Regions from separate parts of the Homo sapiens genome. Here region 2 is linked to region 1. A link is an interaction called in ENCODE POLR2A ChIA-PET data of the cell type or tissue named here. Cell type or tissue: A673. All regions are shown on one strand. Links, peaks and the distances in the headings refer to the core of each region. The heading gives the core; the rest is flanking DNA.

Region 1 (9,193 bases), core at 1,194-9,193:
GCCCAGTATTTTTCATTCAATGGGTTGGCCGTAATTTCACCAGCCCCTCATTGATGGATGTTGCATTGGGTATTTTGGGTCATCTTTTACACACAGCACTGCTGCGAATAACTTTGTGTGTGCAATATTTTGTGTGAATGCTTCTATGATATTTAGGATGAATTCCTAGAAATCAAATAGCTGGGTTAAAAGGTAGAAAGAAATGTTGGTAACCCTCACCTCACCTAATTGCCATTCAAAATAATACCAACAGCTCCAGTGTCTCGAGCCTGTCCTATGTGCAGGTTTAGCTCTGAGTGCTTTACGGACATCAACTCCCCTCATCTTTTTTGAGATAGGGTATCACTCTGTCGTCCAGGCTGGAGTGCAGAGCATAATCATGGCTCACTGCAGCCTTGAACTCCCCAGCTCAAGCAATCCTCTCACCTCAGCCTCCTGAGTAGCTGGGACCACAGGCACCCACCACTATGCCCAGCTAATTTTTTGTAAAGACAGGAGTCTCGTTATGTTGCCTAGGCTGGACTCCAACTCCTGGGCTCAAGCAGTCCTCCCACCTTGGCCTCCCAAAATGTTGGGATTACAGGTGCGAGCCACTGTGCCCAGCCAACATCAACCCCTTGAGTCTTCGCTGCCACTCCATGAGGTGGGCAACTGTGAGGAGATCAAGACAAAGGGAGGCAGTGACATGGCCTGGCACACAGCTGGCGGGGGGCACTTCCAGATTCAAACCCAGCCTGGCTCCAGGGTGCTCACCCTTATCCCGCACGCTGTCCTCCTTAGAGATCACACTGTTTCACCCTCCCAGGAGCAGGGACTATGGATGCATCTCATAGCCCCTAGATTTCATGTAGCTTGCTGGCAGCCTGAGGGCTGGGGCAGGACTGTGGCAGACTCCCACGCTGCAAACCAGGTCTGGGGCTCAGCGAGGCTCAGCCTGTAGCCGAAGTTCTCCCCACACAGTAGAGTCTCCTATGGGACAGGAGGCAGACTGGGGCTGTGGCAGGGATGAGGTTCTCTGTGGTCGGCTATTTCTTCCTGCCCCAGGCCTGGGCCAAGGAGACAGGGAAATACACCGAAGGCGTGGATGAAGCCGATCCGGCCAAGTGGAAGGCCAACCTGCGCTGTGCCCTTAACAAGAGCCGGGACTTCCGCCTCATCTACGACGGGCCCCGGGACATGCCACCTCAGCCCTACAAGATCTACGAGGTCTGCTCCAATGGCCCTGCTCCCACAGGTATCAGGCCTAGCCCTCTGTGGGCCACCTGGGAGGCTGTGCAATGTCCTGGCCCCCAGCCATGAGCTCTTGGGTGCAGGCAGGCCAAGGGCCCCTCTAGCAGGCAGTGGTCCAGGAAACGATGCGGGGGCTCCCGCTAGGTCATGACACCCAGGGCTTCCAGGAGTGGCTGGGATGGGTCACTGGCATATCAGGAATGGCTTGGCGTGCAGTCAGGGACCTGGGTGCTTCTTCCTTACCATTGCCCTCGTTTTGGCTTCTGGCTCCAGCCTAGGTCTCATGGCCCATGGAGTCGGGGAGGTCTTTCCCAATCCTGGTGGCTGTGCCCTCCACCTCGCCCTGTGTTGGGGGCAGCTTTGGGGAAGGCAGAAGCTGCATAGGAGCTACAGGCAGCCTCTCAGGGGATCTTGCTTCTCCTCCGACATTGACTCCTTTACTGCCCTGCTTTTCTCTCCCTGCTGTGCAGACTCCCAGCCCCCTGAGGATTACTCTTTTGGTGCAGGAGAGGAGGAGGAAGAAGAGGAAGAGGTGAGTGTGGGTTGAGGAGGCAGGTGGAGCCCTGGACGAGCTCTCTGCTGTCCCCATCGGCCTTAGGTTTCCGCAGCCCCACTCCCATGGAGCCCCGTGGCCCTCTCAATAGTTCTCCTTGTTTCTTCTCCTGGGATTCTGAACGATAGGAGCACAGTCCCCACCTGCTCCTTCCCAGGGCATTGTCATTACCCTGTGTGTGTGACCCACGCAGCAGTTGGGGCTTGGTAGGTCTGACTCCCTGCAGAAGGCAAATGAGGAAAGTGAGGCAAAGGGCTTTTCTGACCTGCCTGGGATGGACGAGCTGGGACCGGAGGCAGGGTCTTGCCTGAGCTAAACTGAGGCTAGGGGAGTTGCCTCATAGTTCTCGCCTGTTATTTCCCCAGCCCCAGGTCAGTGGAATAACCTGTCCTCCTTTCTCTCCCATCTCTTCCCTCCCTTGCTGGTGGTGTCCCTTCAGCTGCAGAGGATGTTGCCAAGCCTGAGCCTCACAGGTGGGGCCGGGAGGTGGTGGTTGGGGGTCTAGTATACAGAGAAGCTATAGGTACCATAGGTACCTGGAAGGGGGCTGATGGGAGGCTAGGGTGGCCCAGGGCTGGGAGGAGGTGTGCCTGGGAGGCAGTTCGTGGAGGTGGCACTGACAGCCGTCCACACGCACTCTCTGTAGATGCAGTGCAGTCTGGCCCCCACATGACACCCTATTCTTTACTCAAAGAGGATGTCAAGTGGCCGCCCACTCTGCAGCCGCCCACTCTGCGGCCGCCTACTCTGCAGCCGCCCACTCTGCAGCCGCCCGTGGTGCTGGGTCCCCCTGCTCCAGACCCCAGCCCCCTGGCTCCTCCCCCTGGCAACCCTGCTGGCTTCAGGGAGCTTCTCTCTGAGGTCCTGGAGCCTGGGCCCCTGCCTGCCAGCCTGCCCCCTGCAGGCGAACAGCTCCTGCCAGACCTGCTGATCAGCCCCCACATGCTGCCTCGTAAGGACCCATGGCTGGGCACGGGGAAGCAGTGCTGGGGGATTGGGGTAGGATTGGCAAGGAGGGTGGAGGGTGCTGGACTCCCTTGGGTGGGAAAAGTGGGAGGGCGGATGGGGCTGGGCCTGGCCACTGGGCTGCAGAATGGGGAGGCGTGGGGCTCAAGGACGGGATGGGCCTGCCTTCTGCCCCACAGTGACCGACCTGGAGATCAAGTTTCAGTACCGGGGGCGGCCACCCCGGGCCCTCACCATCAGCAACCCCCATGGCTGCCGGCTCTTCTACAGCCAGCTGGAGGCCACCCAGGAGCAGGTGGAACTCTTCGGCCCCATAAGCCTGGAGCAAGTGCGCTTCCCCAGCCCTGAGGACATCCCCAGTGACAAGCAGCGCTTCTACACGAACCAGCTGCTGGATGTCCTGGACCGCGGGCTCATCCTCCAGCTACAGGGCCAGGACCTTTATGCCATCCGCCTGTGTCAGTGCAAGGTGTTCTGGAGCGGGCCTTGTGCCTCAGCCCATGACTCATGCCCCAACCCCATCCAGCGGGAGGTCAAGACCAAGCTTTTCAGCCTGGAGCATTTTCTCAATGGTGAGGGCCCAAAGCTGTGATCCTCCTGGCTGCCTCTTGCCCAGGGCATGGTTCCAGCCTCTGACTAGGGACCTTGATTTTGATGCAGAGCTCATCCTGTTCCAAAAGGGCCAGACCAACACCCCACCACCCTTCGAGATCTTCTTCTGCTTTGGGGAAGAATGGCCTGACCGCAAACCCCGAGAGAAGAAGCTCATTACTGTACAGGTACATCTCCCCTATCCCAAAGTCGGCCTTGGCTTGAAAACTGGGGAATCCTGGGGCTAGGCCCTTGCCCCAGGCTGGAGGCTCAGGGCTCCCTGAGCAGTGTGAACTTGGCGGCCAGAGACCATCAAGGCTCAGAGCCGGAGAATGCGGTCTATTACTCACCCCTGATGGCTGTCCTCATGCACAGCTGGATCTGGCAGCCCTGCCACAGGTCTCCCTGTCTCATCTCCTCTTTGCCTCCCAGGTGGTGCCTGTAGCAGCTCGACTGCTGCTGGAGATGTTCTCAGGGGAGCTATCTTGGTCAGCTGATAGTATCCGGCTACAGATCTCAAACCCAGACCTCAAAGACCGCATGGTGGAGCAATTCAAGGAGCTCCATCACATCTGGCAGTCCCAGCAGCGGTTGCAGCCTGTGGCCCAGGCCCCTCCTGGAGCAGGCCTTGGTGTTGGCCAGGGGCCCTGGCCTATGCACCCAGCTGGCATGCAATAACAAGGCTGCAGACGGTGACTGGCCCTGGCTTCCTGGGTGGCGGTGCGGACTGATGTGGAGATGTGACAGCCCCGATGAGCACCTGGCTGGCTGCAGGGTCCTACCTCTGGGTTTCCTGGAAGTGGATTTGGGCCAAGAAGGAGAGGGAGAAAGGCCCGAGCCCCTGCCTTCCCGGGCCTTTCTCTCCTGGGCTGTCTCTGGTCTGGTCAGCCTGGCTCTCGGGAAATTCAGCCATGAGCAGGGAAAGAACTCTCCCAACCCTGGGGCCTAGCTGTATAGGAGGAATTGCCTAAGGGTGGCCCACTCTTGTGATTGCCCCATTTCCTCTGGCAACAAAAGCCAGAGTGTTGTGGGCCAAGTCCCCCCACAGGGCCTCTGCAGGGCATGGCCCTGATTTCCCTGGTTTGAGACTCACTTCCTCATCTCCCTGTCCTCTGAGATAATATGAGTGAGCACTTAGGTATCATATCAGATGCTCAAGGCTGGCAGCTACCCCCTTCTTGAGAGTCCAAGAACCTGGAGCAGAAATAATTTTTATGTATTTTTGGATTAATGAATGTTAAAAACAGACTCAGCTGTTTCTTTCCTTTTACTACTACCAGTTGCTCCCATGCTGCTCCACCAGGCCCTGTTTCGGATGCCAACTGGCCCACTCCCCAAGCACTTGCCCCCAGCTTGCGACCATTGGCACTGGGAGGGCCTGGCTTCTGGGCTGATGGGTCAGTTGGGCCTTCATAAACACTCACCTGGCTGGCTTTGCCTTCCAGGAGGAAGCTGGCTGAAGCAAGGGTGTGGAATTTTAAATGTGTGCACAGTCTGGAAAACTGTCAGAATCAGTTTTCCCATAAAAGGGTGGGCTAGCATTGCAGCTGCATTTGGGACCATTCAAATCTGTCACTCTCTTGTGTATATTCCTGTGCTATTAAATATATCAGGGCAGTGCATGTAAATCATCCTGATATATTTAATATATTTATTATATTGTCCCCCGAGGTGGGGACAGTGAGTGAGTTCTCTTAGTCCCCCCAGAGCTGGTTGTTAAAGAGCCTGGCACCTACCCGCTCTCACTTCATCTGTGTCATCTCTGCACACTCCAGCCCACTTTCTGCCTTCAGCCATTGAGTGGAAGCTGCCCCAGGCCCTTACCAGGTGCAGATGCCCAATCTTGATGCCCAGCCATCAGAACTGTGAGCCAAATAAACCTTTTTCTGTATAAATTACCCAGCCTCGGGTCTTCGTTTACAGCAACGCAAAATAGATTAAACCCCCATAAATGTTCAAGGATACCTTGCCCCACAGCCTCGTCCACAGAATATATTGTCACTGTTTGGATTTTTGCCAACCTGACAGGTGAGATAGTATCTCAGTGCCACTTCTCATTATCAGCAAGGCTGAGTAGCTTTTCACATGGTTAAGTGGCCTGTACAGATTTTTTTAAATAATTTTAGAATGGTTTTAGATTTATGGAAAAGTTCCTAATAGAGTTCCTATGGACCCACACTTTCTCCAATTGTTAACATCTTACATTACTATGGCACACTTGTGACAATAATGAAACCATGTGGACAATTACTATGAACTCAACTTCTTTATTTGGATTTCATGAGTTTTTCGGATATCCTTTTTCTGTTCCAGGATACTATCCAAGATATCACATTACATTCACTTGTCACATCTCCTTAGACTCCTCTGGTCTATGACAGTTTCTTAGACTTTTCTTGTTGTTGGTCTTGATGGTTTTGAGGAATACTGGCCATTTTTTAAAGCATGTCCCCCAGTTTGGGCTTATCTGATGTATTTCTCATTTGTTTTTAGAGATAGGGTCTTTGTGTTGCCCAGGCTGGAGTGCCATGGTGCAACCTTGAACTCCTGGGCTCAGATGATCCTCCCACGTAGCTGGGACTACGGGTGCACACCACCACACCTGGCTTTTTTTTTTTGAGACCTGGTCTCAATATATTGCCCAGGCTGGTCTCAAACTCCTGGCCTCAAGTGATCTTCCCACCGTGGCCTCCCAAACAGCTGAGATTACAGGTGTGAACCACTGTGCCCCGCCTGTTTCTCATGGTTTTTGTATGGAAGACCACAGAGGTGAAGCATCATTCCCACTACATCATATCAAGGGTGCATACTATTAACCTGATTTATCACTGTTTCTGACTGAGGTAGTGATAGGTTCCTCTATCATAGTTACTCTTCATCCTCCCTGATCTATATGTACACAGGTACCGTGGTTTTAGTATTATTCACCTGCATCCTCTTAAACTTCACCAACTAGAGTACAGTGATTACGTAGTGCTCCTTTTGTCTTAGTTTTCAATCATTTACAAAGGTGTGCACCTTTTTCTTCACAGGCCTGTGCAGTTCTACTCCCTCTTGCAATTGTCAATGTTTTGAGATTAGGAGAAGGGAGATGTCACATATCTGGTTTCCAGCTTCTTCCAAAAAACTGGCAAATATGAAAACACTGTCATACATTCCTCAAAGGCAAAAATCAGCTGGAACTCTGGATGGGGAATGTTCTCCCAGTTCAATACGGTCCTCTCCTGGCCTGCTTCCTTTCACTGCTCTCCGTGTCCCTAAGGGCATTTGAGTTTGCAACCCTTGATGAATGGTGGAGCAGGGAGACTGAGTGTAGATGAATTGGGGAAGCTTGGAAGGGCCAGGTGCCCCTCGCGACCACGAGTGGGCTGACTTCCCCAGTACTGCTAGCAGTTGAGTAACTGCCAAAAATCTTCCCTGAATTTGTATTAATTGGTTTCCTAAAACTAAAATGAAAACAGCAATGAAAACCTGGCTGTCACTTACAGATCTCTGTGTTGTAGTAGCCAGCTGTGGATGAACAGTATCCAGAAGTGACAGATGTAACAAACTCCAGAGGTAAAGGCAGGCCAGTGTGAGGTACAATTCACTGCTCCCAAGCCAGGCTAGGGCTCCCCTTGGTAATAGCTTTTGGCTGCTCTGGTGGCCTGTGCTGGAGCTTAAGTTGGAACCCACAGGACCTTGATGCCCACATCCTGGGGATGAATGCATCCCTTTAGCCCCAGCAGTTTCTCTCCCTTCTTTCAAGCTCCTTGTCCCCACCAAGTTCATCCTTATAACCAACTAAATATACCCTTTTTAAGACTCTCAGCTCTTTGACATAAAGAACCTACCCTGGCCGGGTGCAGTGGCTCACGCCTGTAGTCCCAGCACTTTGGGAGGCCGAGGTGGGCAGATCACGAGGTCAGGAGTTCGAGACCAGCCTGGCCAACATGGTGAAACCCCATCTCTACTAAAAATACAAATATTAGCTGGTCATGGTGGTGGGTGCCTGTAATCCTAGCTGCTCAGGAGGCTGAGGCAGGAGAATCGCTGGACCCCATCAGACAGAGGTTGCAGTGAGCTGAAATCCCACCATTGCACTCCAGCCTGGGCAACAGAGCAAGGCTCCCTCTCAAAAAAAAAAAAACAAAAAAACAAAACAAAACAAAACAAAACAAAAGGAAAAAAAGAAAAAACGTACCCTTTTCAGTCTCTGTAGAGTAGAAGATATCAATGGCTTTTCCCATTTTTGCTGAAAGAGCATTCTTGGAAGGCAATGTTCTCATTTGCTGGTAATCTATCCCAAAGAATCAGGCACATCTTGTTGCAAAATCTTGAACCTTTAAGGTCTCTTGGTTTTGGCTTTCATCTTATGATTCACTTAAATCAGGGCCACACAAGGTAGACATTTAAATAAACTCATGAATGTTGATGCCATTCAAAAGCACAGTTTCCTTTATGTCTTAGGTGTGCATTCTCAGTTACTGTTCTTTATAACAATTCCCTTCAGATACATAAGGATTACAAGTTACTGTGTTTTAGTACAGTCTTGCTGGAAATAGCCCCAATGCTGATGATCTGTGTTCCACATAATCATGGCCAACATTTCATGGCTAATCCTATCACGGAACAGACAATTCTGTGGGGAGATGACTTAGGCAAGTTCAGGTGCAGTTAGCTGACCTGCCCACATGGACGGGAGATACTCATCCTATTTCTACTAGACAATGCCATGCAGAAACACAGCATCTCCATTAGGTGAGCTGATCCTGAACAGTTCCTTTTTAAATTAAAATCTAGATGGGCATCCTTGCTCTGCCGAAAGTTTCAGAGCAGCCCTTTCAAATAATCTGTAAGGCTTAAGTAAGCAGTGAGGTTCTGACACCATTAACAACACAGGGCTGTTTGCAAAGCTATAGCTTTAGATATGCATTCCACATGCTGTTTTTCAGTGGCTAAGGAGGGCTGCATTAAGTCTTCCACACATTTTTTTCAGTTCCCCACACAATTGCCTGTGAAAACAGCCAAATTCCTTAAACAGAGCAAAATCAACTGGTTATTTCAAGGACCTATGGTTGGACAAAACTTAAAGGTTTTATTATTTAGCCAGAACATGAGAGGGATGGCTGGGGTAATGTGCTGATCCCTGGAATCTGATATCACTCTATAAACACTCAAGTTTTTTTCTCTCCTTCTAATATTGCCTCTTTAGAGATTAAAACCCTGTGTACCACTGATGTTATGCTGGAAGATTTGTTTCACCAATTCCTATTGTTCTGTAGCTTGAGGATTTATGCCCAGGAGTGAAAAAGTTAAAGTGACAGGCAAAGAAAAGGCAGAGAAGTGTCAGTATATCAACAACACTGCCAGATCTATCACATTAGAATACAGCTCTGCAGGTATTAGCTCAAAGCCCAATTGCCATAACAGACTGTTATGATTCCATTTATTAAAAACTCAGGAAAATGCAAACTAATCTACAGTGATAGAAAACAAACCAGTGGTTATGTGGAAATGGGGATGGATGGGAAGAGGGAGGAAACAGGTATTACCTAGGGGTTCAAGGAAACTTTTGGAAATAAAGAGTATGTTCACTACCCTGATTGTGATAACGGTTTCATGGATGTATCTTATGTCAAAGCTTATCAAAGTGTATACCTTAAACACATGCAAATTATGTTAATGATACTTCAATAAAGTTTTTTTTTTTAAAGACCAATAAATCTGCAGGTCAGGAAACTGTCTACTTGGGTGGCCATAGTAGAAAAACCATACCACACTGTTTAACTGAAAGAGTAACCCAACTCCCTTTCCCACTGAGGCTACACAAAAGGGTAAAATGTAAGCGTGATGAGCTTTGGTGTGAATTAG
Region 2 (10,431 bases), core at 979-8,978, 450 kb after region 1:
AGGTGAAACAGTCTTCCCTCTCTCTTTAAAAGGATTTGTCACTCTTTGGAGGGCAGTTCACTTCTGTGCTTTATGACCTCAAATCTTTGATGGGCTCAAGAAAAGTTTGGCTTTGTAGATTACCCAGTTTTTGGGGTTTGTGTGTGTTTGTGTGTTTATTTGTTCATTTATTTGTTTGTTTGTTTTGTTCTGTTTTGAGACGGAGTCTTGCTCTGTTGCCCAGGCTGGACTGCAGTGGCACAATCTCGGCTCACTGCAAGCTCTGCCTCCCAGGTTCACACCATTCTCCTGGCTCAGCCTCCCGAGTAGCTGGGACTACAGGCGCCCGCTACCACACCCGGCTAATTTTTTTTTGTATTTTTAGTAGAGATGGGGTTTCACCGTGTTAGCCAGGATGGTCTCGATCTCCTGACCTTGTGATCTGCCCGCCTCGGCCTCCCAAAGTGCTGGGATTACAGGCGTGAGCCACCGCGCCCCGCCATTTGTTTGTTTTTGAGACAGAGCTTTGCTCTTGTTGCCCAGGCTGGAGTGCAATGGTGCAATCTCAGCTCACTGCAATCTTCGCCTCACCGTTTCAAGCCATTGTCCTGCCTCAGCCTCCCGAGTAGCTGGGATTACAGGCATGCGCCACCATGCCTGGGTAATTTTTCTGTATTTTTAGTAGAGATAGGGTTTCACCATGTTGGCCAGGCTGGTCTCAAACTCCTGACCTCAGGTGATCCGCCCACCTCAGCCTCCCAAAGTGGGATTACAGTCGTGAGCCACCGTTCCTGGCCGTGTGTTTGGTTTTTTGGAGACAGGGTCTCACTCTGTTGTCCAGGCTGGAGTGCAGTGGCACAGTCATGACTCACTACAACCTCCATCTCCCAGGCTCAAGCAGTCCTCCCACCTCAGCCTTCCTAGTAGCTACCCAGCTTTTTCCTGTCGTTAAGGTGGGAGCTTCTCTTGTAGCTTTGTATGTTCTAAGCAGAAGCAGAACTGTAAATCTGTTTTTTCAGAAAAGTTTTGGCTCTGAAGTCCTTGGTTTATTAAATCTTATGGGGAAGCTTAATTTAAATTGGTAAAAACATAGAGTCAGCTGGAGCCTCCCTCTTCCCATGGCTTCCCCCAATACTTGCCTTCTTAGAATACTGAAGAGGTTCTGTAGAGCCCAATTTGAAAATCACTGGCTTAAGTCATTCCCGTTGTATTTTCTGATTGTAAAATATATAAACTTTATCTCCTTGACTAGTTGTTTGGCCCAGGCTTGCTCATACCCTGCTTTGTCTTTAATACAGGTGCTTATGGAAACTCTGGGTGCTCTGGGGGCCCAGTGCCGATGGGCTGCCTGCAACATCTATTCCACTCTCAATGAAGTGGCTGCTGCTCTAGCAGAAAGTGGTAAGAGCTTATTCTCTGTGCCTTTGGCTAAAGTAAGTCTATTTGGAGACTTACTTTATGTTTCAGCATAAATCTTTAAAGAAGGTTGACAATAAAAGAACTATCTTGGAAGAAATGGATCTCGATTCTTCATGAATTTGCTCTTTTTCTGGCCTTCGCTTGTCAAATATGATCTAGTTAACTTTGCTATTTTACAGTTGACAAATATCTACCTATGTCTAATATTCTATTGTTAGGTAATGCTTTGTTTTAACTCACTAATTCACTAATAGCAGAGCACTAGTGAACACTACTCACTGAGGTAACATGGATTAAAGGAGAAAATGCTTCAGCCATAGTTTTGTGACTCTGTTGGTTTTCCAGCAAGTAATTTGCCCTGACTTAATGTTTGGTGTTTCTGCTTCAGGAGTAAAGAAGACTTGACCTGGCAGATTAATATTTGATCACAACATCCACTGGTACTTGATGGACAAAAGAAATAGAGAAATTTGGACTTTGCCAGCCTCTTGCCTTTACTCTTTGGCAGTACAGCTAGCACTCTCAGCATTTCATTTGTTCTTTCATTTTAATTTACTTATTTATAAGATTTTATGGCTGTATATATGATAGAAAAATATTTAATACTTTATTAATACAAATATTAAATGTGTACCCCAGTGAATTGTACATACGCATTCATTTCTTTTCCTTTTTTTAAAAGTAGAAACGGAGTCTTGCTGGGTCACCCAGGCTGGGGTGCAGTAGTGCAGTCGTGTTTCACTGCATCCTTCAATTCCTAGGAACAGGTGATCCTCCCACTTCAGTCTTCTGAGTAGCTGGGACTTCAGGCATGTGCCACCATGCCCAGCTAATTTAAAAAAAATGTTTGAAGACACAGGGTCTTGCTGTGTTGCTCAGGCTGGTCTCAAACAGCCAGCCTCAAGTGATCCTCCTGCCTCATCCTCCCAAAGTGCTGGGATTACAGGTGTGAGCCACCATGCCCAGCCCATTTCTTTTTTCTGTTTTTTTTTTTAAATTTAATTTAATTTTTATTTTTTATTTTTATTTTTATTTTTATTTATTTATTTTTTTTGAGATGAAGTCTCACTCTGTCGCCCAGGCTGGAGTGCAGTGGCATGATCTCGGCTCACTGAAACCTCTGCCTCCCAGGTTCAAGCGATTCTCCTGCCTCAGCCTCCTGAGTAGCTGGGATTACAGGTGCCCTCCACTATACCCGGCTAATTTTTGTATTTTTAGTAGAGACGGGGTTTCACCATGTTAGTCAGGCTGGTCTCGAACTCCTGACCTCAGATGATCTGCCTGCCTCGGCCTCCCAAAGTGCTGGGATTACAGGTGTGAGCCACCGCACCCGGCTGCCCCATTTTTTTTTTTAAACAAATGCTTACTGACCTACGCTAAGAGCTGTAAGGGCAAATGAGACAATGTCCTTACCCTCAGAATCTTATATTTTGGTGAGATAATACACATATATAAATAATGATGATACAAGGACATATATAATAAATGCCATGACAGATTATAAATCCATATTCACTACACAAACAAGAGGCTTAGGAAAGTTCAGATTCCCACTTTGGGAAGCTGAGGCAGGTGGATCACCTGAGGTCAGGAATTCAAGACCAGCGTGGCCAACATGGTGAAACCCTGTCTTTACTAAGAGTACAAAAATTAGCTGAGTGTGGTGGTGCAGGCCTGTAATCCTAGCTACTCATGAGGCTGAGGCAGGAGAATCGCTTGAACCCAGGAGGCGGAGGCTGCAGTGAGCCGAGATCGCGCCACTGCACTCTAGCCTGGGTGACAGAGTGAGACTCCATCTCAAAAAAAAAAAAAAAAAAAAAAAGAGGCCAGGCGCGGTGGCTCACACCTGTAATCCCAGCACTTTGGGAGCCTGAGGTGGGCGGATCATGAGGTCAGAAGTTCGAGACCAGCCTGGCCAATATGGTGAAACCCCGTCTTTACTAAAAGTACAAAAATTAGCTGGGCGTGGTGCCACGCACCTGTAGTCCCAGCTACTCAGGAGGCTAAGGCAGGAGAATCGCTTGAACCCAGGAGGCAGAGGTTGCAGTGAGCCGAGATTATGCCACTGCACTCCAGCCTGGGTGACAGAGCAAGACTCCGTCTCAAAAAAAAAAAAGAAAAGAAAAGTTAAGATTCCTTGAGAGCTCATTTCCAGCTGGGTTAATCAGACTTCATTAGGAACATGACACTTAACTGGGCTATGAATTCTAGTAACGTTTTAGCAAGTGGAGAAACACGTAAGGGTTTTTTTCTTAATAATAGGGTGGAATGATTAAAGTATAGAAGCAAGAAAAATTAAAGTGTAATTGGGAAATGGTGAGAATGCCAGTTTGAGTGGATCAAGAAGTACCTGTTTCTGGTTTTTGTTTTCCCTTTAGTCACTTTTTTTTTTTTTTTTTTTTGAGACAGAGTCACGCCCTGTCGCCCAGGCTGGAGTGCAGTGGCACGATCTTGGCTCACTGCAACCTCCACCTCCCAGGTTCAAGCAATTCTCCTGCCTCAGGCTCCCAAGTAGCTGAGATTACAGGCATGCACCACCACGCCCAACTAATTTTTGTATTTTTAGTAGAAACAGGTTTCATCATGTTGGCCAGGCTGGCCTTGAACTCCTAACCTCAGGTGATCCACCCACCTCAGCCTCCCAAGGTGCTGGGATTTCAGGAGTGAGCCACCGCACCTGGCCCCCTTTCATTACATTTTAAACAACTGTCATACTTTTGTCCATTCTGCTTGTCCTCCTTGGGCTAATAAGAGCAGAATGACCAACAAAGACAAAGGAATGGATAAAGGGGCTGAAGGCAACGCCAATCAGTGAAGAATGTCAATCCAAGGAGTATAGCAGAATGAGAGAGTTGGAAATTAGGAAAAACCAGAATCTTCTCACTAAAATTAGGGGGTCAGCCTTTTTTGGTCTTTAATGGTTTCCCTTTGTTCCTTTTTTTCCCAGGATTTCCTGTTTTTGCCTGGAAGGGAGAGTCAGAAGATGACTTTTGGTGGTGTATCGATAGATGTGTGAATGTGGAGGGCTGGCAGCCAAACATGGTGGGTCAGATTTCTGCTAACACAATTCTGTAGGGGTCAGGAATGGGGATGGGTGGAGGTTATGGCCTAGGAGAGGGTTTCCCAACAAGAAGGAAGGAAAATGGCTTCATTTCTATCTGATATACCTGGGTTTCCAGCAGAACTAGATTCTTATGCTACGGGTACCCCAAGAGTATTGAAGCTCTTATAACCTCAGAGTGCCTTAATTATTGGTTCTAATGTTGGAAGCATTTATATTCATTAGAAACATTAAAGCACTGCCCAGGATTCACATGTGGCTGGTTAAAAAACAATAGTAATGAGTTTCCATCCCCTGCTACTGCCTACTTCCCACCCCTTACAACAACCAAAAAACCCAAACAAACCACCCCAGAACTCTGGAGATACTTAGCCTTCTCTCTAGAATCCATATACTTGTAATGTTAGTCAGGACTAGAAAAAAAATAAAAATAATATTCATATAATGAATTTATAGTAAACCTGAAGAGCTTACAAGTTCAAATTTCTTCTCTTTATATTCTTTCCCCACATTAAAAAAGACGAGATGAAGTTTTAGGGTTTTAATTTTTGCTTCATTTTTATTTTTGTTTTATTTTTTAGAAGATCAAGTCTTGAAGCCTCATAGCACATTAGATTTGCAAAGAGGCAAAAAGCTACACAAAGGGCCAGGTGTGGTGGCCTGTAATCCCAGCACTTTGGGAGCCCAAGGCAGGTGGATTACTTCAGCCCAGGAGTTCGAGACCAGCCTGGGCAACATAGGCTTTCTACAAAAAATACAAAAATTAGCAGGATGTGTTGGCATGCACCTGTAGTAGTAGTCCCAGCTACTTAGGAGGCTGGGACTCCTAAGTGGGAGGATCACTTGAGCCCAGGAGGTGGAGGTTGCAGTGAGCCGAGATCACACCACTGCAGTCCAGCCTGGGTGAGAGAGTGAAACCATGCCCCCATCCCAGTGCCCCCCCCCAAAAAAGCTACACAAAGTATAAGGTGCTCCTATTTTGCAAATAATTCTGCCCTCTCCCCTAGGGGGAGGGGGCAGAAATTAGGGAATGTACTGAGAAAAGAATCCCTGAAGCTCTAGTCCAACCATTGCTTGCTGCTGAAGGCTGCAGAGCAGGCCTCACTTGGTGCATGGCAGAGAAGTAGCTTCTTTCTGAATTCTGTGATCCAGGTCACACTGCACCAGGCTTGTTTGAGGAAGCTGGGTTAGAGCTTCATATCCTAAAGGGGTGGGGGAGCAGAGTTGACAGTGGCTGTAAGATGAGTCAGCTCATTCCAACAGTTTTAATAGTGACACAAGGGAGTGTGACTGACAGATGCTGAAGCAGATATGCCAGGGGGTTTCTCCTGGGAATAAAACATTGATTTTTAAAGTCAGGAACCCAGGGAGGACATTAGGATTATACCTGGAGAACTTTTACAAACTGTAGAACCAGCACAAACTGCTAGGAAGGTTAATAAAGAGAGTAAGACAAGGACAAAAACAGTTGTCACCCCAGAAAACAGGACCCATACCTGTTTGGATTCTGTCAAGATTTAGTACTTCTCCTTGCTTCCCAACCTCTGGAAGATTTCCTGATGACAATAATTTTCTGCAGTAGATTTATATGGTGAGAATTATGGGCAGCATTCATTAAGTAAATCTTAGAGACAGCAACTACTGTCTCTAGTGGATAAGAATAGTGAAACTTACAACACAGAGTTTCCAGTTGTTCAATCTCTCTTGTCTCTTATCTTTTCTGTGGAAGGGAAAACTTCATCAGGGATTCCATACATGGAGAATGGGAGAGAGAAACTCAGAAGAGCTTTTTGCTTTCTTGGGGCATCTGTTCTGGGGGTTTCTACTTGTAGTATGGAGCAAGTACAAGAGCTTTGATGAGAGTCCTAACTTGGATCCTGGTTCTCAAGCAAGGTTTGAGTGAGAGAAAATAGGTCAACAGCAAGAGCAAAAGCAAAAAAGAGATCAGGTGGTAGACATGAGGTTGGGGATTTTGTGTACTCTGGGGTCCAGAATGGCAGTTTTGGCACTTATAGTAGAGTTGATAATTGATGAGACTGCAAGATGGGTGCATGTCAGCAGAGGGCAACCCAGTTCTGTGGGACTTTCCAGGAGGATGGGTATAACAATTTGCAGAGTCCTGCTAAACACTTCTGACAGCCTAGGGAAGGACTGAAGTGTCACAGCCTCGTGCCTAACAATGTTCTAAGCTGGTTTTTCTTTAGTTTTATAATTCAAAAGCTTTTCTCTGCTGATGAAAGCTCCAGTGGGCACAGCGTTGTGTTTATCTTTAATCCCAACCTGAAATAGTGATAGATGAGCTGTTCAGAGGCATGCTTGCACACCTACATGCTGCACGGTTCCCTGGTTATTTTTAATTTGGTTTGTACAGAGTGTGAGGTTGTGCTAGGCAAAACCCTACAGTGCTGCCTGATATTTTGGGTGGGAGAGTGCCTATACTTTGGGAGAAGAAAAGGATTAAGGAATACAGTTTTATAAACCATTGTTCTGACAGGGAGACTTAATTATCTGACCATTTATTGATTTATTTTTCTTTTTTTTCTCAAGAGGCTGTGTAAACTGAGGCTGTTTATTTAAACTAAGTCTTGACTGAATATATTTAAAGTCCCTTTAGGCTTTCTGAATACCTATAGTAGATTCAAGATCTAGTGGCCTAGTAACTACAAGTTACCAATCCATAAGAAAATCCTCGGTTAGTTGCTGTATATTTTGATACAGTAGATATGTCACGGGGAGGGTCGTTTGGCTGCGCGAATTACAATTGGCCTTTCTCCTCTCATTGTCTTTTACTTCAATATAATGACTATTTGGCAGATTATTGTATTTACTCTGGCTTTAAGTTACTTTGCATAACCATATGGGAAATTTTAAATATCTGTAAATTGCTAATTAGATTGGGATGCAAGACCCAGAGAAGCACTGAAGCCTTGAGACTTCAGCAAAGTGAATGATGTTATTGATGCTTACTATTGCAGATCTTGGATGATGGAGGGGATCTTACCCACTGGATTTATAAAAAGTATCCCAACATGTTTAAGAAAATCAAGGGCATAGTAGAGGAGAGTGTTACTGGAGTTCACAGGTAAGATTTGACATGGGCATACCTGGTTTTATGCAGTCTAGACATAAAATCTTATAAACACATACCTATAAAACACATGTTAAAAATTGGAGCCTGGGCCAGGCGCGGTGGCTCACGCCTGTAATCCCAGCACTTTGGGAGGCTGAGGTGGGCGGATCACGAGGTCAGGAGATCAAGACCATCCTGGCTAACACGGTGAAACCCCGTCTCTACTAAAAATACAAAAAAATTAGCCTGGTGTGGTGGGCGCCTGTGGTCCCAGCTACTCGGGAGGCTGAGGGAGGAGAATGGCATGAACCCAGGAGGCGGAGCTTGCAGTGAGCAGAGATCATGCCACTGCACTCCAGCCTGGGTGACAGAGCGAGACTCCATCTCAAAAAAAAAAAAAAAAAAAAAAAAAAAAAAATTGGAGCCTGCTATGAGGTAACCACATCTCAGCTTGCTATGAGGTGACCAGATCTCAGCTTGCTATGAGGTGAGCAGATCTCTCTTGTTTTTTTTTTTTAATTAACAACACAAATAATGAACCTAAAATAGTGAGAAGGGGGCAGGTGGGAGAACAAGTGAAGTCCTCATGTTTTCTAGTGATTGTAAACAATTAACTTGTCCTTTTTGGACACATATATTCATTCATTCATTCAACAAATATTTATTGAACTTCTACAATGAATGAGGAACTGCTCTAGATGCTAGGAATCTAGCAGTAGACAAAACAGACAGAAAAAAACTCTGCCATCTTAGAGCTTACATTCTTACATGGAGAGCAAGGATGTAGGGTTCTGCTTCTCAAATGAGTAATAATTCTCTGAGTAAAATTGGAATTATTTCAGTTCAATTTCTGTGATCATTTCTATGATTTATTTCACCCATAAAGAACTAAAAGTATGAAAAAAAAAAGTTGTAGGGAAGTAAATTCTGAACCAGCCACCATCACTGCTTCAATACATTATCATCTTTTTGAATGTACAAAACTGAGGTCAGGAGTTCAAGACCAGCCTGGCCAACGTGGTGAAACCCCGTCTCTACTAAAAATACAAAAATTAGCTGAGTGTGGTGGCGGGCGCCTATAATCCCAGCTACTCAGGAGTCTGAAGCACAAAAATCGCTTGAACCCTGGAGGCAGAGGTTGCAGTAAGCTGAGATCACACCATTGCTCTCCAGCGGGGACAACAAGAGTGAGACTCCATCTCAAAACAAACAAACAAACAATAAAAGCACAAACAGCCAGGCGTAGTCTCATGCACTTGTAGTTCTGGCAGGCAGGGAGACCAGTGCAGATTTAGTGAACATTGTACCTAGTAGGTAATTTTTCAACCTTCAACCCGCTCCCACTCTCCCACTTTTTATAGTCTCCAGTGAAGGCCTTAAAATTTAGAGGTGGGTCAAGGATTTCCCCCACATGACTTTTGAATAAAATCTTTATTGTGAAGCTATATATGCAGGCTCTAGAAAGATATTCTTTATTTCTCAGTGGCCACCTAACAGGATGAAACTAGTCATGTCTCATGGTCTCATGCCTACCCAATCAACGTATTTCTGGGGCCTCCTATGAAAGCAATGGTAGATTGTAATGTCCTGGTGTTTTTTGTTCTTGGCTTCCCTCATCCTCAGGCTGTACCAACTGTCCAAAGCTGGGAAGCTGTGTGTTCCAGCCATGAATGTCAATGACTCAGTCACCAAACAGAAATTTGACAACCTCTACTGTTGCCGTGAATCAATTCTTGATGGGTAATGTTTATTATCTTTGAGATGAAGTTGTGATGTCCAGTTGAGATTCTAAGTTTTTTGGCTTTGGTTATTTCTGGAAAGGATTCATGTAGCACCTCTGGATAATGTCTCCATAAAGCCAGAGCTTTGTCACCTCATAAATTAAAATTACATTATTTTTATTTTCTCCTTTGTATCTTTTCTATTTCTAAATATTATATTTTCAAAATATTATCTAATAAATGTATGTTGCTTTTATGTTTAAAAGTTACTGTGTTATCTACATCTTCTTCCTTTCTGCACCACTTGCAAGAAAGGGGAAAAAAAAAGGAAAAAAACCCTTACATATAGGATTGGTTAGATGGCAGGGAGTGAGAAAATATGTATTTTATTTAACCTTCCTGTCTGGTCATTAGTTTCTCTAGGATAGAAACCAGACTTTCAGTGTTACAGGTCTTTTAGAATTTGTCTAGCAGGTTTTCTGGTCTTTACCAGAAAACCCCTTTAAAAAAATAAAGAAACCAGACTTTCTTTCAAAATGAAAAACCAACCAAAAAACCCCATGAAAACAAAGAGATTCAATCTAACCTCAAGGGAGAAACAAGAGAAGATTTTTCTGATTTAATGTTTTTTTTTCCCCTAGACTTAAAAGGACAACAGACATGATGTTTGGTGGAAAGCAAGTGGTAGTCTGTGGCTATGGAGAGGTGAAGTTTAACCTTTTGTTTATTAGGTGTTTTAAATGGATTTTGTTGAAATATTCTGGAATTTTTTATTTGTATGGACATATGAGTACACCCTTTACCACTTTAGATGAGAAAAAGAATTTCAGAGGCCTTCTGGTTGAAGTAGACTTTCTTTTTCCCTTTGCGTTGCCGCCATTTTCCCTTAAGTTGATTTTCTGACTTGCTCCAGTACCACCGTTTGTGATGTTCTTTTTAGCTTGTGTTTTAATTATGAATCGTGAGTGTGGGTGTTCTTGTGCACATGAATGCGATAAGCAGGAGCCAGGGGTTTGTTTATGAGCTGCATTCAATTATTTGTTCTTCTCGTTTTCCCCAAGTATGAATCTATTCAGTGAAATTCCTCTCGGGGGTGGAAAGAGGGGGTGCACTTTACCAGAAGCTTTGAGAAATGGTTTTCTCAGTGACTTTCCTTAATATGTGTGCTCTCTCCCCTCTTC

Evidence for each region. ChIA-PET counts read pairs that join two places held together with the same protein. Peaks named below come from ENCODE experiments on the same cell type or tissue, not always from the same donor. Only the 100,000 strongest peaks of a DNase experiment are listed, where the experiment ranks them.
Region 2: POLR2A ChIA-PET joins it to region 1 with 6 read pairs; 2 of 35 experiments call an interaction of 5 or more read pairs at or near these places.

Annotation. Positions count from the first base shown.
Region 1 is chr7:128,944,801-128,953,993 of GRCh38, forward strand. IRF5 (interferon regulatory factor 5) reads left to right here. Exons shown (of 9, transcript NM_001098629.3): 3 at 1,045-1,234; 4 at 1,701-1,762; 5 at 2,223-2,256; 6 at 2,430-2,735; 7 at 2,929-3,321; 8 at 3,410-3,528; 9 at 3,773-5,238. The coding sequence ends at 4,018. Among named protein-coding and RNA genes, the nearest start is that of IRF5, 11 kb to the left of the region's middle. In A673, for the core only: a CTCF peak has its summit at 2,683 (motif pointing left); no DNase peak of the experiment used is centred there.
Region 2 is chr7:129,395,945-129,406,375 of GRCh38, forward strand. It overlaps AHCYL2 (adenosylhomocysteinase like 2), which reads left to right. Exons shown (of 17, transcript NM_015328.4): 5 at 1,278-1,380; 6 at 4,346-4,440; 7 at 7,435-7,541; 8 at 9,153-9,269; 9 at 9,892-9,955. It also overlaps the pseudogene RNU7-16P. Among named protein-coding and RNA genes, the nearest start is that of STRIP2, 33 kb to the right of the region's middle. In A673, for the core only: a CTCF peak has its summit at 6,504 (motif pointing right); a DNase peak (open chromatin) is centred at 5,677; H3K27ac peaks cover 381 bases.